Linked DNA regions of Homo sapiens: region 2 is linked to region 1. The links are chromatin loops, found by intact Hi-C in ENCODE. Cell type or tissue: Caco-2. All regions are shown on one strand. Each heading gives the region's core, and the rest is flanking DNA. Links, peaks and the distances in the headings are about the cores only.

Region 1 (8,548 bases), core at 382-8,381:
TAGTATATGACCCAGCAATCTCACTTTTGGGTATGTAACCAAAAGAACTGAAATCCAGATCTTGAAGAGATATCTACACTACTGTGTTCACTCCAGCATTATTCACAATACTCAAAATATGGAAACAATCTAAAAGCCCATTGACAGACGAATGGACACAAAAAATCTGGTATATACATAAAATGGAATATTATTCAGCTTTAAAAAGAAGCGAATCCTGCTATATGTGATAACAGAAATTAACCTAGAGGGCCTTATGCTAAATTAGATAAATGAGCAACAGAAGTACTAATATGTTATTGATAATGACAGGAGGCAGAGAAATTCTAGGCAGACAAGGGCAGGTCTTTGGCAAAACCCCACCTTCAAGCTAAACAGCCTGAAACCCGTGGCCCTAAGTGAGAACTTCCATCCCTATGTGTCTGCTCTCCCCTGATTGGTTCTTTCTGAATAACGTCTTTTTACCAGTTGAATGTTGTCTTTTCCAAAACTACCTATGGCTCACCCCACCCCCATCCTGTGCCTGTAAGACCCCAGACCCAGCTAGCAGAGAAGAAAAGTGGCTGAACCTCAGGAAGAAGTGGCTGGATGTCAGAGAGAGGTGACTTTGACTTCAAAGACAGTGGCTGGATGAAGCAACTTGACTTTGGAAAAGAAAGTCAGAAAGGTGGATTGACTTCAGGGGAGAGCAACCTTCCCTTCCCATCCCCTTTCCAGCTCCTCCCTCTCCACTGAGAGCAGCTTTCATCATTCAATAAAATTCTCCACATTCACCATCTTTCAATTCGTCCACATGACCTCATTCGTCTTGGGCACCAGACAAAAATTCAGGATGCACCAGATGTGGATACCTAAAAGGTTTGTCACCCTGGCCCTTTGCCCTTACTGGTGGAAGGCAATTTCCTCATGTGATGAGGCAAAGGGCCCGTTGAGCTGGTAACACATGGCTGTCTGCAGAAAGCACAGCTAAGGAAGCATTTTAACACACCCTCTGGGGCCTGGGGGTCACGGGCACGGCCCCTGGACACTGCCCTGCGGCTCACATGGAGTTTGCTCCTGCTGGCACCAAAGCAGCTGGTTCTGCACTTGCCCACTCCAGTTCCTGTACTGGTTCACTCTCAGGCTCCCTTCAGCAAGGGGTTGAGCAGGGCAGACTGAGTAAACAAGGCACCCCCGTTGCAAGACCTGTGAAAGAGTCAAGAAAATGTCCTACACTATTATGATTCTACTTATATGAAGTATCTAAAAGAGCCAAACTCATAGGAGCAGAGAGTAGAAAGGTGTTTACCAGGGTCTAGGGGGAGGAGGAAATTGGGAGCTGTTGCTCAAGGGGTACGCATTTTCAGTTATGCAACATGAATAAGTTCTACAGATCTGTTATACAACGTAGTGTACAACGTATTTTAAATGATCTGCTAGTTTATGATGAAATAATATGGAAAAAACTCATAATTATTTTTGTTTAACTCTAACTGAAATTTAGTGTGTTTTTAATTATGAAGGTAGACCACAAACCACAGTACTGTTAGCAATACTCTAACCATAGAAATCACAGATATATTTTTATTATTTATATATTATAACCTACCTAAAAATATTACTATGATCATCCTTATTCCAAATTATAATAGTTAATGTGCATGTATGTAGATATTATCTAATATGAATAATAAAGCACAAATATTATACAAGTCCATAAAGTTAATATTTTTAATATTTGGTAATTTTATAGAAATATAATATGTTTGATTTACATTTATATCCATTTTATTTTTAAATGTTTTTCTAAAGAAGATCTCATATGCTTCACCAGACTATGAAAGGTGTTTCTAAGGCCAAAAAGCTATTACAGAAACTTAATAAATTTTGTGACATCTGTGAGGAACTGATACAACTTGCAGCAAAGATAGAGATATAGAGAACATAAAAAAAGCTAGAGAGAACACTTCAAAATATATATCTAAAAGTTTTGGAAAGCGATATTTTAGTAGATGATGTGACCACAGGGAATGAAAACTTTTGAAAACTAGTATTTGTGCCTTTTAAAAAAATTCATTATTTTGAAACTTCAAGCAATCATAGTGATATTTAATTTACATTCCCTTGAAAACATATATTGTTGGAATATTTTTGTGAGATTATTATCCATCTATATATTTTTACAAAGTAATTGCACATTAGTCTATTTTAATTTAATTTTCTTATTATTTGTTATATATATATATTTAGTAATTGACAACTCTATATATTGTTAATATACACTCCCAGTCTACAGGTAATTACTTCTAATCTATGGGTTGTCTCTTCTTTTTATAATGATCTAATTTGATGATAGGCAGTTTTTAATTATTGACAGTCTCATTTGTCGATTTTCATATAGATAATCACCTGTTCTTTATTCCAGAGGCCTTAGTGTTTCAGCTGTTATGGTTAATTAATTTGATAATAAATATCGAATTAATTTTCTATGGAGAGAGGTAGGAAATGAGGTTATTTTCCCCCATTCAATTATCCAGTTTTTTTCAGATATGTTTTCAAAGATCAATTGATTATATGTTTCTTGGATTATATCTGGATTCTATTTTATTTATTCTATTATAGTCTCAATTTGTCTGTCTTTATACCTAAACCATACTGGTTTGTTTCCTTTTGTTTTACAGTAAACCTTCAATTCCTCCAATCATTCTCTTTTAAAAATATTTTTGGATATTTCACTTACTTTGCATTTCTATATACATTATTACACAAATCCAGAATATCTGTTTTTCAAAACACACTCTAAAGAGGGTGAAAGATAAGCCACATATTCAAAGAAATATTTCAAATCACACATTTGAGGAGAAAAAAGAGTTGTATCTACAATATATAAATAATTATCAAGCCCCAATAATAAGAAAAGAATTGCAATTAAAAATAGGCAGAGTATTTGAACATAGACTTTATCAAAAAAATACAAATAACCAATAATCACATGAAAATATATTCAACTTAATTACTTATCAGATGAATGCAAACACAAATCCAATAAGATACCATTACATACTTGTAAGAATTTCTAAGATTGAAAATAATGACCATATAGTTATTTGTCCAAGATGGGGAACAATCAGAAGTATCATACCCAGCTAGGAGGATTTTAAATGGTACAGCCACTTTAAAGATCATTTGGAAGCTTCTTAAGAAATTAAATGTACACCTACCATATGACTCGGCTATCTTTCCTAGGTACTTGTAAAAGGAAATAAAAGTGCTGTATGTGCCTTTACAAAGATTCCGACAGAAATGTTCACAGCCATCTTACTGTAATAAACCCGTTTTCTTCAAAGTTATTGTTTTGTTTTCTCCTACAATATAGAAAGCTAATTATAGTTTACAAATTATAATTTACCTAATATCTATCTTTTTTTTTTCAAATAGGATTTTAAATCCAAGGACCTTTAGAATGTGCCAAGTATAGTTCATTTTATACTGTTTTCACATTCTCTAAATGCATTTTTCTTTTTTCTTAAAATGTTTTTGTTAACATACACAAAACCTATTAATGTACTTGACTGGAACATTTACTTAAGTGTATATGTCCTCTGTTTGATGAACAATTAGAAGTTAAATAAGTTATGCAATACTATAGTTATATAATATGATTTGTTAAAAAATATTTTTATGTATTGCTAAACAATCAGATAAATGGATTAGGTTAAATAGTTTTATAATAAACTTTATAACAAAGGAAATTGCCATTTTTATTTGAACATGAGAGTCAGGAATACAGGAACCATGATATATGGAAATTTACCAAGACTTTGTCTTTCCTCTTAAACATTAACTATCAACAGCAAGTGACAATCAACAAAAACAGTCATTTAGTTAAGTCGATTAAATTTCTCATCAATTTACAGAAGACTTTTGTCAAACTAGGACAAAAATTTATCTGGAATAAGAAGGATAATTTCCCATTAACTAAAATTTCCCAACAATTTAGATATATAGAAATAGTAGGCAGAATCCTTCATTCCTCTGTGTATCTACATTATTTGCCACGTAACTTTTCAATTCTACAATAAGAGGCAGATATCCTTCCTCAGTCATTAACTTTGAGCCCAGCAATGTGATTCTCTTTGCCTAAAATAATGCTAAAAAACATGAGGCGAATGGAAGCTTGAACTAGCTTTTGTTGTACATTTCCCCTTGTGACTCACCCATCAACACTGGAAGAAAATACTCCAGCTAGCCCAATGGTTCAGAGGACCATAGATACAGAGGCAGAGCTACTCAATCGTTATGTAGGTCTATGAGTTCCCGTTAGACCCGTTAGACTAGATAATATTAACCAAGATGCACCAGCTGATACTATCAGGACTGCCAAATCAATTGACAAAAAATTAATAATTACCTAATGTTATGTATCACTGACATTTATGGTATTCTGTTATGGATCAAATTTATAACTTATATGAAAATCAAGATTGTAGTGAATGACAAATTCAGATTTCAAAATGTCTATTTCTAAAATATGTGGCTATTTTCATTTTTTGATATATTGTGTACAATGATCAAATAAAATTTTATGTTAACCAATACAATTTTACCAAACCATATTCTGGACTTTGTGGGCAGACTTACGCCTTATACACATTTATAATATACCAATGTGCCCTATGTGGAATTAAATAAATATTACTTTTAAACTTAGTGTCTGAGTGCTGAACATGTCTTAGTTTACTGTATTGCATTTGCTATATCTTCCTTCATGGTAAGCTATAATTTTTCAGAACAAATCTACAAGCCCATTCTCCAACAACTGAAAAAGAACAGAAGGTTAACTGAGCAACAATAGGGTAATGTATATTAACTCAGAAATCTTTACATGACAAATTCTGAGTTTAATGATAAGTTAAATCATTAGAGATTAAATTACTGTGTTACTTGTTAGCTAATCTACTAGAATTTGAACAGATGTCAAATAACCAGTTAAGTAGGGGTTACATTAAGTACATGCACTGCTTTACTGTTTGAAAAAGGGATTTGGATTGTTAGCAATTCTACAACTTTTGGGCAGTTCTGCACAATATTCTTCAATAGGAATAAGTACGACTTCTAGATTTTATAATATGAGACATAATAATTTGGTAATGAGTAACCTCCTAACTGTCTCTTTTACATCTTTGTTCCTGAGGCTATAGATCAAGGGGTTCAGCATGGGAATGACCACTGTGTAAAAGACAGAGGCCACCTTGACCATGAGCCACGAACTTTTGGAGTTAGGAACACAGTAGAGGAAAAGGATAGTCCCATGGAAAATGGTAATGGCCGTCAAGTGGGAGGCAGACGTGGAGAACGCTTTCTTGCGCCCCCCAGTGGAAGGCGTCTTCATGACAGTGATAAAAATGAAAGCATAGGAAGCAGGCTGCTTATTTCATTGAATGTGGCAGAAACTAAAGTGATCTCCTGGCTCACACAGGGGTCAGAGCAAGACACAGCAACAATGGCAGCGTGCTCACAGACAAAGTTATTAATGATATTATTTCCTCTGAAGGATAATTCCAGTAGAAACTAGGTAAGTGTCAGGGAACAGACTATCCCCCAACAGTATGATGTAGCCACTAACAAGGAGCAAAGCCTCTGGTACATTGCAACTGTGTAGAGAAGAGGGTTACACACCGCCACATATCGGTCATAGGCCATCACTGCCAGCATGAATGTTTCTGTTACTACAAATATGCAGACAAAGAATAACTGCATGGTGCATCCTGTGAAGGAGATAGTTCTATCTTCCACAACCAAGTTCTCCAGCAGTTTGGGTGTAATTGTGGTGGAATAACAGAAATCAACAAAGGACAAGTGGCTGAGGAAAAAGCACATGGGGGTGTGGAGTTTGGGGCTGATCCTGATGACTATGATCATGCCCAGATTCCCCAGCACAGTGACTGTGTAGATGGTCAGGAACACCAGGAACAGGGGCGTCTGAAGGTCTGGATATTCTGAGAAGCCCAAGAGGATGAAGGTGACTTCAGAAGTCTGATTTTCTTGGTCCCTGGGACAAAATAGGGAAGTTGATTCAGAGATTCAAGAAGAAATATTTGGACAAGGCCAAGTAAAATGAGGAAATGTTGAGAGGTTTAGTGATTATTTATAAAAAGACTTATGGATATGCTTAGTTTCAACAATTACATTGTTTCAAAAGCTAGAATTTGCTAATATCACAATTATACAGTGCATATAAAATGTATGTCAATGTAATAATAAAATATGGGAACTGAGAGAGGAAGAACAAAAGTGCCGTTGGCTCTGGTATATTTTAAACCATCCGGTTCAGTAGCCTCAGACGCAACTGGCTTCACGAGAAGGGCCAGTCTACCTTTTGCATGAGTCAGAGTTTAGTGAAAACGCTTATCTTGGAGGAAGATAAGCATTTCCATTTTATTTCATTTCAATACAATGCTTATTTTGAGTTTCGGTAATTTTTTCACTTCTTCACCTATTAAATGATGAGAACTTGGAACTCTAAAAAGGAAATTAATGATGGAGTAAAATGATCATTACATTTTTGTAACAGTTGTTTCTATAGCTATTTCTGAATTTCCCTTTCCAATGACCTCCCTACATTTAATCACACATTTATCTCCACATATTTCAGATCCTTCCTGTATAATGTGAATGATGCACTTGATCAGCCACATTTATATAATTATTGAAAAAATCTGTTTCCTTTTCTTGATATATTATAATATCAGATATTTAGAATGATTTGGTTTGGGAGCAAACAATAATAATACATCCAGATCATTTTTATTATTCTGAAGTACTTTCTGCCACAACATTCTCAGGTGGTCAAAATTCAGTTCTCCAAATCTTCAAAGATGAGACATCACTTCCTGAAGAATTACAATGGTTTTTATTTGGTTAGGACATTTTTGTTTTGTTTTGTTTGCATTGAATTGCTTACAATAGAGACACAGATAATCTTTCTTATATCCTATACTTTTAGTTTCTTCATCTTTTCCAATAATTTTATCTCAACTTGACTCATTCATCATGGTCATAGTAGTTATGTCATTATCAGTAACTATAAGCCCTGAAAAATATCAATATTATGCAACATCTGTAATATAATATATATTTTACTCATGTTTTCTTCTTTGCCATTTCAACAAATTGTTGTTCTACAATAAAATAATATTAATGAGGGCAAATATGGAAGGCTAGGACATAGTAGATTCTCAACAATCTTGATTGAATAAATGAATGTATATGTGAGTGAATAAATCTAGCCACATATTATACATGTATTGGGGTAAAAGTTTATAATAATACTAAAGAAGCTGGACTTGCCTATTAAATCAGGACCACATTGTAAACTCACAATGCACTGAGGCACACCTGGAGTCCTACAGAACAAGTAGCTATAGTGAAACCCCATGGGACCTAAGCATCTTGAATTAGAATAAAACAAGGAGAGTTAGAAGGGAAAATGAGGTATTGGATTTTTAAAAAATGTTCTGAGTTCATTCAAAATAACTCAATTACTGTTTTGTGCCAGTTTAATCCAGAACCATGTCATGACTGCTTACCGAAAGCTAAAATAGCAGTAGGCATAGAAAGAACACCATTCCACACAGCATTCTGTAAAAATTCTATGCTTTATCATTAGGTGAAATTAAGCACTCTATAGTTTACACTGAGTTGTTACAATGTTTAGTCTCCAAGAGAATATACTGCACGCACTTATATTTTGCAGAAAACATAAGTGCATGCAGTGTATATATATATATATATATATATATATATATATGATTATATATAGAGAAAATTATATAGGTTTTATATAGGTTAGGGTTAGGGTTACATATAAAAGTATTTTATGTACAACTTACATATCCATGCAGTTTCTTTCTTTAATTGCTCCTTTAAATTCACTTCATTTGACACCTGTGATTTGACCGTCTACATTTGTTGTTATTTTCTAAACTTATGTTTTAGTTTGACACAAAACTCATTGAGTGCAAATTTCCTAACTGAACATACTTTTTCAAGCATTTTCCAATATCTGTATTCTTTCCTAAGGATGTTCTAACAAACTCTGAGCAGACTGGGCCTGAAAAGAAAATCATTTCCATCAAAGATATGTATTTTATAATATATATTCGACTTATTGTTACCCAAACATCTTTTCTATGTGTGGCACTTTTGAACCCACTTCCTACACTCTTATTTCTTGACTGAAAGACTTGGGGCCAAAGTTCACAATCTCCCATTTAGCCCCAGGAAGTGTCACCCTTTTTGAGCTGAATGAGGGCTCAAGGTGCCGTGCACAGGCTTTCCCTCTTTTGTAGTGACACCCAGCATGGCTATCCGATTGTGCATTTGCTATGCACTCAGCACTGTAATAGGCATTTTAGAAACTGTAAAATTATAAAATATTGGCCTTGACCTCAAAACTGTTTTTCTAAGAATTATTCCGAGGCATAATGCATGTAATTGCAAATTATACAACATAGCATACAATTCTTATTACTTATTAAAACTAAAGTTTGTGCCCATAAAAAGAAGA
Region 2 (8,548 bases), core at 152-8,151, 380 kb before region 1:
TTCAGGAATTCAGTTATGCCAACAACTAGGAAAATAGTAGAGTAACCTCAAAAAGCGTAACACAAACTAAATGAGAACTTAGAGTCTTGAAGTTTGTGAATTGAATTATTATTTCATTTGTTTGTATGGACCACTAACTCACTGTATTTGGAGGTCAATTCGGCATATAAATTATTCAGACATAGACATGTACAAGGAAATAAGAGGCACCTGAACATGCATATACAAGCATGCCATCACACCGAAATATGTTTAAAATTATTACATTAAGAACATGCAATTTTTGTCATTCTGTGCCCAGCTTATATCACATAACTGGATTGTTTGTATTAGACTGCTGCAAAAGTAATTGTGGTTTTTTGTCATTAAAAAAAAAACAACAAAAACCGCAATTACTTTGCACCAACATAATAACTCAATGGATATGATTGAGGCCTAAATACCCTTTTCACAGGGGAGAAATGAATGAACCCAAAGCATAGACTGTTTATAAATGATTCTAGTAGGAAACTGAATGGAACCAGCAATTTAAGGGAAGGGACAGAACATTGTTGTGAACAAATGCCATCTATTATGCTGATAAAATCTCTTACATAATCTCTTGGAGATCCCTTCAGAAGAATAGATGAACCCTATGTGTGAGTATGGTGACAACTTTTAGTCTCTTCTCTTCTTCAGTGGTTAATCTTTCCTAGTTAATTAATGAGATACTAGAGAAGGCATTTAAGACAATTACTTTTCTTTTTATTGTTGTTTATTCATTTGCTTTATTTTTTAATTATTATTATACTTTAAGTTTTAGCGTACATGTGCACAATGTGCAGGTTAGTTACATATGTATACATGTTTCAGAAGATGTTTCCTCAGTCAGGTAAGAAAATTCCAGAGCATGTCCTTCCCTGTGCTTGCTGGGAGGGAAACAGAGAAGGTTAACAAGTCTTTGGCTCCAAGGCAGCTTCTAAGGCCTTGCAATTTCTTATTTCAAAGTGATCAGTATGCCAAAGCATCATTCTTTGCGATATCATTTTCTAAGCCCCAACCATGTGCACACCCAGGTCCATTCACATGAGCTATCTTCAGCCACTACCAAGACTGAAGACTGATATTCTCTTTACAGAAGTAGGTTTGTGACTATGGAGAGATGAGAATTCCTAATCAGTTGTCTTCTATTATTTAAATTCATATATGCGGCATACAGCTTTGTATATACTTAGTTCCATATTCTAGCCATTCTGAAAAAAAAGTCATTTGGGAAGAAATATATCTGTAAATCACTATGCCATATTTAATATATGAATGAGAAATGTTTGAGAAAGAATTCTAAAAATAGAATTTCTAACTAAACTGACGTTTGAATAAGATTATGTACAAAACTGCACCAAAGAAATATACAAATATGAGTAAGACAGACACTGTGGCCCTAATGAATTCATCACTGTGCTTCCACACACAAACGAAAACAAAAGAAAATATTTACTTATATACTTCGTATTGATACATTTGCTAGTTGTTATGAAGTGCACAAATAAGAAAAGGCAAACTTTTCTCTCAAAGAGCTTACAATCTTGCTGGAGAGTAATATTATAAGCACATACATTTTCTTTTAAAAGAGCCTCATCAAATTAATCTTCCATTCCTTTCAACATACATATGATAGCCCAACTCTGATAATTGTTCATTCATTCATAGACATGAAAGGCAGTACTGATAAAACTTTTTCGATGGTTACCTTCTAGCAACACCTGGGAGAGTTCGTTAAATCAGGTTTAAGTCTCTTTGCAAGAAAAGCACCATCTCTCCACCCCACACACACGAACACATACACACACATTTTCTTCCTTTAATACTGTAGATTTAACAATGTCTTTTTGTTTGATTTGGTGATGCAAGAATCTGTATAAATCCAAAATGATCTAGGGATTATGCCTCAGCTAGTGAGACATTCTATGAGAAATTAAACTCTGCTGTTTTTATTAGAAAAAAATGCCATAAACTGATCACTTTTCTATGTAAAAAAAATTGTGTTCATACATACATGATCAAGAACTTAACCGTTAGGGGCAAATGACTCCATATTATCAAGAGATTTCTCCATACTGCCTGGTGTCTGTTGTTCCATTAGTGTTTGCACTGAAATTACTTCAATCGTTTATTTTTCCCTGTGGCTAATATTGCTTTTTTATTTTTGTTTGTTTCTTTAGTTCCAGACTCTTTGCTTTCGGGTGATCAGCATTTTATATTTTTTGTAAAATTTAACTGTTCTTATCTCTTAATCTTCCAATTTCTTATTCTCAATTTACTAGTAGCTGAGAAAACAGTGTAAGTTTATATTGCCAATTTAATATTTTTTTTTACTTTTTAAGGTTTTTTTATTTTTAATTTTTGTGGGTACATAGTAGATGTCTATATTTATTGAGTACGTGAGATATTTTGAAACAGACATGCAATGTGAAATAAGCACATAATGGAGAATGGGTTATCCTTGTTATCAAGCATTTATCCATCGAGTTATTATGTTGGTGCAAAGTAATTGATGTTTTTGCTGTTTTCTTTTTTAATGACAAAAAACTACAATTACTTTTGCAACAATCTAATACAAACAATCCAGTTATGTGATATAAGCTGGGCACAGAATGACAAAAATTGCATGTTCTTAATGTAATAATTTTAAACATGTTTCAGTGTGATGGCATGCTTATATATGCATGTTCAGGTGCCTCTTATTTCCTTGTACATGTCTATGTCTGAATAATTTATATGCCGAATTGACCTCCAAATACAGTGAGTTAGTGGTCCATATAAACAAATGAAATAATAATTCAATTCACAAACTTCAAGACTCTAAGTTCTCATTTAGTTTGTGTTATGCTTTTTGAGGTTACTCTACTATTTTCCTAGTTGTTGGCATAACTGAATTCCTGAAGCCATCCACCTTTGTTTTAATTGTAACATACATAAATTTGTCATGGAAAAAGTTTTCTATGTATGACTCTCAGAAGAGCATTTTTCACATCTTTGTTCCTCAGACTGTAGATGAGTGGATTCAGCATGGGAATGACAATCGTATAGAATACAGATGCCACCTGCGCCTGGGTCAGCGATGATGTGTTATCAGGTTGCAAATAGGTGAAAATCAGAGACCCATAAAAGATAGTTACAGCCATGAGGTGGGATGCGCAGGTGGAGAAGGCCTTCTGCCTGCCTGCTGCTGACTGGATCCTCAGGATGGCTGAGATGATGATGATATAAGTGACTGTGATGATAAGGAGAGAGCTAAGAAGAGTGAATCCAGCTAAGACAAAGCTCACCATTTCTGTGCCGAATGTATCTACACAGGAGAGTGCTAAAAGAGCTGTGGTGTCACAAAAAAAATGATTGATGCTGGAATCACAGAACGCCAAACTGCTTATCACCCAGACAGATATCAGCGAGCTTGTGAAGCCTATCACATATGGCATTACTCCCAGCCAGTTGGACACTTTTTGGGACATGACTACTGAATACAGTAAGGGATTGCAGATTGCTATGTAGCGATTGTAGGCCATTGATCCCAGAAGGAAACACTCACAACACACCAATCCAACAAAAAAGTACATTTGAACAAAGCAGCCAACAAAGGAGATGGATCTCCGATTGGATTGGAAATTCACCAATGCCTTAGGTGTTACAGTAGAGGAGTAAAATATGTCAATAAATGCTAAATTGCTCAGGAAAAAGTACATAGGGGTGTGAAGCTGAGAATCCATTCTGATTAACGTGATCAGTCCCAGGTTTCCCAAAACAGTGAATAGATAAATGAAGAGAAACATCAAGAAAAGACTGACTTGTAATTCAGGGTGATTTGCAAATCCAGAGAGGATGAAGACGGTAACCTCAGTGAAATTGTTGCCAGCCATTTACATCAACTCAGGCCTTTGACTTACCTGCTGAATAACAATAAGGAAAGTTAGAGAAGGATTCAAATCTAAAGGCCCTATAATCAAATTTGACTTAGACTCCAATCATGAAAGTTTTACAAATGGAAAGTAAAATTTAATGACCTGAAGTTAGCTAGAGATTTACGGATAATTTTTATTTTTTATAAAACTGAAAACTTACAGACATTAATACAGAAAAAAACTCAAATTCACGATTGTGTAGACTAAAAAATACATGTCTGGAAAGATGTGTAGAAATTCCTCCTAAGATGTACCATTCTCTACCCCTGTCTGTCATTGGGTCTGGCAATTTATCTAATGAAATCAATTGTATCTAACAAATATAGCAAATTATCAAATGAAATTAATTGTATCTAATGAATATAGCAACTTATCTAATGAAATCAATCTGTATCTAATAAATATAGCAAGTTATCTAACAAAATGAATTGTATCTAATGAATAGAGCAGTTTATCTAATAAAAAATTCAGTGAGATAAGACCAAATGAGGGCCTTCATCTATAACATAGTTTAAATTCTTTCATGTATGTTTGTTCAAACAACATGATTGTTTCTAGATATATTGCATATATTAATCTATGACATCAGGTGCTAGCCAATTCATTGCTGAACAGCAGTTTTTAAGACAATGATATAAATAAATGTTAAAAACAGTAAAACAAACCTGATTTGTTACATTTAAAAATAAGAATTAAATTATAAGGTGGGCATGCTAGAAACTAAAGAACTTTATTGCCTAATTAACTTAACATAAATATATGACGAATAAATGCATTTGAAACTAGCCCGCCAAGCAAAGTTAAATAATCACCTTTGTTTAGACATTTAGCACTCTCCTTGAGTAACCAAATGGGACTTGATAATAATTATTATCAATAATAATAATATAACATATTATTCTTATTATATATCACATGTACTTAATCATTTAATGTGTTCCATGGTCACAGTGTTCCTATTTATCCATTCATTTACTTGACAAGCATTTATTCAATGAAGGCATTTTGTCTTGCCTGTCATGAAGGGCATTTTTCTTAAAGCCTAATGTAAGATGCAGACATTAAAAAAATAACAAGTTTCCCAATGTGAGAAACATGCAAACTATACTCACAGACAGACAGACACACAAATTTTAGGAAAAAGCAGATGAGAAAATTAGATGTACCTGGGATTCAGTCACCCAGAGGAAACATCCTATGTTTCAGCAATCTTTCACTTATTTTCAAGTTCATTATTTTTGCCTCATCTACAATGCTAAATATCAAATAACAAAAGTTGTTATTTAGTATAGAGCTCTATTTCCTGTATAATGGACCCTAAATGTTATGATGTTGATGAAAAAATGTTGATGGTTTTGATGATAGTATTAGGTACTGTATATATTACCTTTCATTGATAGGCTAGAAATAAGAGCCAAATTAACTTCTTGTTAACTTGTTTTTTGTGCACATTCTTGAGAATTAAAAATTTATATTTTTTGCTCAAGTCTGGATTCCTATTTAGAATTGTTTTTGTCTTAGTGTATTTCTAAAGCAATCCCATGACAAAAGATTTTCTTTTGAAAGCTCATGTGTTAAGCAGTATTCTTATACCTGCAACTTTTCCTCAAACTCACCTAATAAAAATGTTGTTCAATTAGCATCTTTGATCTCTTGAGATTCATATTTTAATCATACTCCAGGGTCTATTCTTAATTTGCCTAGGGTATATCTCTAATGGAAGCATTAGGAAATATATATTCCTCATTTTTGTGTTTTTCAGTTAAACGGCAGCAGACACATTGAAAAAATCAATTGATTTCGTTTTAAAAATCATGTTATTTTAATGTTATTGGTAGATATATAGACGTGAAACATGTATGAAACACTAAATTATTATGAAACTAAAGGAGACATATGATATTAGGGAATCTCAGATAGCATTTGTCTGTTTCCCAGATAACCCTCCCATGAAATGGAAGTAAGCTTTCCTACTCACTGATTTAATGCTGTTAACATGTGTTGAAATTATATTACCATCTATGTCAACAAACATGGATGTGTCTACTTTTAACTCAGGCATTCAATTATTTTTAATTGTGCTTAAAGGTATATACGTAGTATCATTGTCTGATAATAAGTATGCCATCTAGGAAAATGAACAAGAAACCTGCGGTACAAATCAAAGTCATGTTCTCCATTTAATGCTCAATTTATGAGTAAATACAATATTTCCCACAATTGTATTCACATTATCTCTTGTGTTTGTTGGTTTCAAAGCAGCTTCCTAGCCTACACTACTGTATAGATTCTGGTTTATTAGGTCTGATGTTGACCCATAAAATTAAATTTTTCAAAATGCCCCACATTACATGGCTTATACTTTGACAAATACTAGCTTGGAAGGATCTCACAGACTTGTCTAATGAAATTCTTCTTCTACTGTGATTGTTACAGTCTCTTATATCACTTATATTTTAAAAGGGCTTATTTTTTAATTGACAAATAATAGCTGTATATATTCTTGGGAGTACATAGTGATGTTTTAAAATACATAATATACAGTGATCAGATCATATATATCTATCATCTCAAACATTTATCATTTCTTTTTGTTGGGAATATTCAATATCCTCCTTCTTGCTATTTGAAACTACATAATACATTATTGTTAACTATAGTCATTGTACAGTAGTACAGAACAATAGAACACATTCTTCTTATTTAGCTGAAATTTTGTATCTTTTAACAAATCTCTCCCTAGTGTTACATAATGAAACACAACAGATTCCTTACAGGAAAAAAAATGTATATTTTTGTAGTGATAGAAACCATCTCTAATATTAGAGATTTTAAAAAAGGGAATCTATTATAGACGTGCCATATCACTTACTGATGCTCAATATTATCAGATATTAGGACAAAATAAATGGTATACAGTAGGCTCCCATTATCTGTGGTTTTACTTTCTGTTGTTTCAGTTACCATTGGTCAATCAGTCTGAAAATATTAAAAGGAAACCTTCAGGAATAGACAATTCATAGGTTTAAATGTGCTTTTCTGAGTATTGTTATAATGATTCCATTTTATAAGTAGTTATTGTTATTAATCTTTTACTGTGTCTAATTTAAAATTAATCTATATCTCAAGTATGTATGTACAGGAAAAAAAAACAGTATATATCGAGTTGGATACTATCTGCAATTTCAGGTATCCACTGGGGGTCGTAGGTTCTTTGAGGATAAGGAGAGACTACAGTAATTTCTTCCCCCACTAAGTGCGCAACTTGAGAAAATAAAACTTTGAAAGAATTGGGTTGTACACCTGCAATGTCAATGTTTCATCTACCCTCTTACTTATTTGTTCAACACAAATTGATTAAGCAGCCGTTGGATGACAGGCATTATGCTTTGTGTGAAACATGAAAATAATATTTCTCCTTTCACACTACCTAGTGTTAATTGCCTCTTTCAAGATTCAAATTTTGTCTCAGCTATTTAATGTTCTGATATTTGGTGAACTAATATGTATAGTGGTCACAAATACACAGTTGATATAGGGACTATTGTTGACCATATTACAAGATAAATAGACATTTAATAACTACTTGATCAATTGAATTTACATTTTTTCTATACATCTATTTTGGTTTCTGTCAATCAACTCTTTTTAACTTTTTTATTAAATAACTTTAGACCAACAGATTTTTTATAAACACTTCTTCTAGCTTTACTAATGTTAAAATTAATCACAGTGTGAATATTAATACTTAAGAAATTTATATTGATAAGATAATATTAGCTGAACTACAGATTTAATAATTTTACTAAATTTTCCACTAAAGTCCTGTTTTCCTCTTCCAGGATCCAATCCAGGATGCCATGTTGTGGTTATTGTCCTGCCTGCTTAGGCTATTGGAGTCTGTTCCTGTTCTATAGTCTTCCCTTTTCTTTCATGACTGTGATAGTTTTTTTAGTACGTCAAATATTTTATAGGATATTCTTCAATTGAACTTTGCCTGATGTTTTCTCCTAATTAAGTTGAGGTTTTCCATGATTGAAAAGAGTTCCAGAGAGGCAATCTGTAAACAATCCTCCATTTTATCACAGGGCATATGATGCTGATAGGTGATATGGCTAGTGATATTAAATTTGATCACTTAAAGTAGTGTGTGCCAGACTTTTTTACTGTAGAATTACAATTCTTTCTTTGTACTTATTAAATATTTATTTGGGAAAAGGTAACTTAGACTATGTAAATATTTCATTACTACTTTTTACCATTTATCAATATGTTTGTTGCTTGTAGCAATTATTACTGTGGTATTTTGGTAGAAATTTGTTATTTCCCTTATTCTTTTAATATATTGAAATTATTCATAAAGGTAGAGTTATTACTTCTCCCCTATATATTTACTTATTCAGTCTTCTATTTAAACCAATATGCACTCATAATTATTTACTCTTTGTGTTATATTCCATGCTGACATCATTTACTCTGTTGCTTAAAACTAATGGAACCACCATCTAATTGGCTCCTGGACTCTATGTTCTTTGAACATGTCCCTACCTTTTAAAATTCTTTCCATCATTGTTGTTTTTTACTCCTTACACTCTACCACACAAACTGTT

The links. Hi-C counts contacts between places; a loop is a spot of excess contacts. Peaks named below come from ENCODE experiments on the same cell type or tissue, not always from the same donor. Only the 100,000 strongest peaks of a DNase experiment are listed, where the experiment ranks them.
Region 2: a loop joins it to region 1, with 6 times the contacts of the local background. A loop is called at or near these places in 2 of 110 quality-filtered maps.

What each region holds. Positions count from the first base shown.
Region 1 is chr11:55,712,281-55,720,828 of GRCh38, reverse strand. It overlaps the pseudogene OR5D2P. Among named protein-coding and RNA genes, the nearest start is that of OR5D3, 7.2 kb to the left of the region's middle. In Caco-2, for the core only: a CTCF peak has its summit at 5,342 (motif pointing left); a DNase peak (open chromatin) is centred at 5,346.
Region 2 is chr11:56,088,656-56,097,203 of GRCh38, reverse strand. It overlaps OR8I2 (olfactory receptor family 8 subfamily I member 2), which reads right to left and starts at 3,896. Exons shown (of 1, transcript NM_001003750.1): 1 at 2,964-3,896. The coding sequence starts at 3,896. The coding sequence ends at 2,964. In Caco-2, for the core only: no CTCF peak of the experiment used is centred there; no DNase peak of the experiment used is centred there.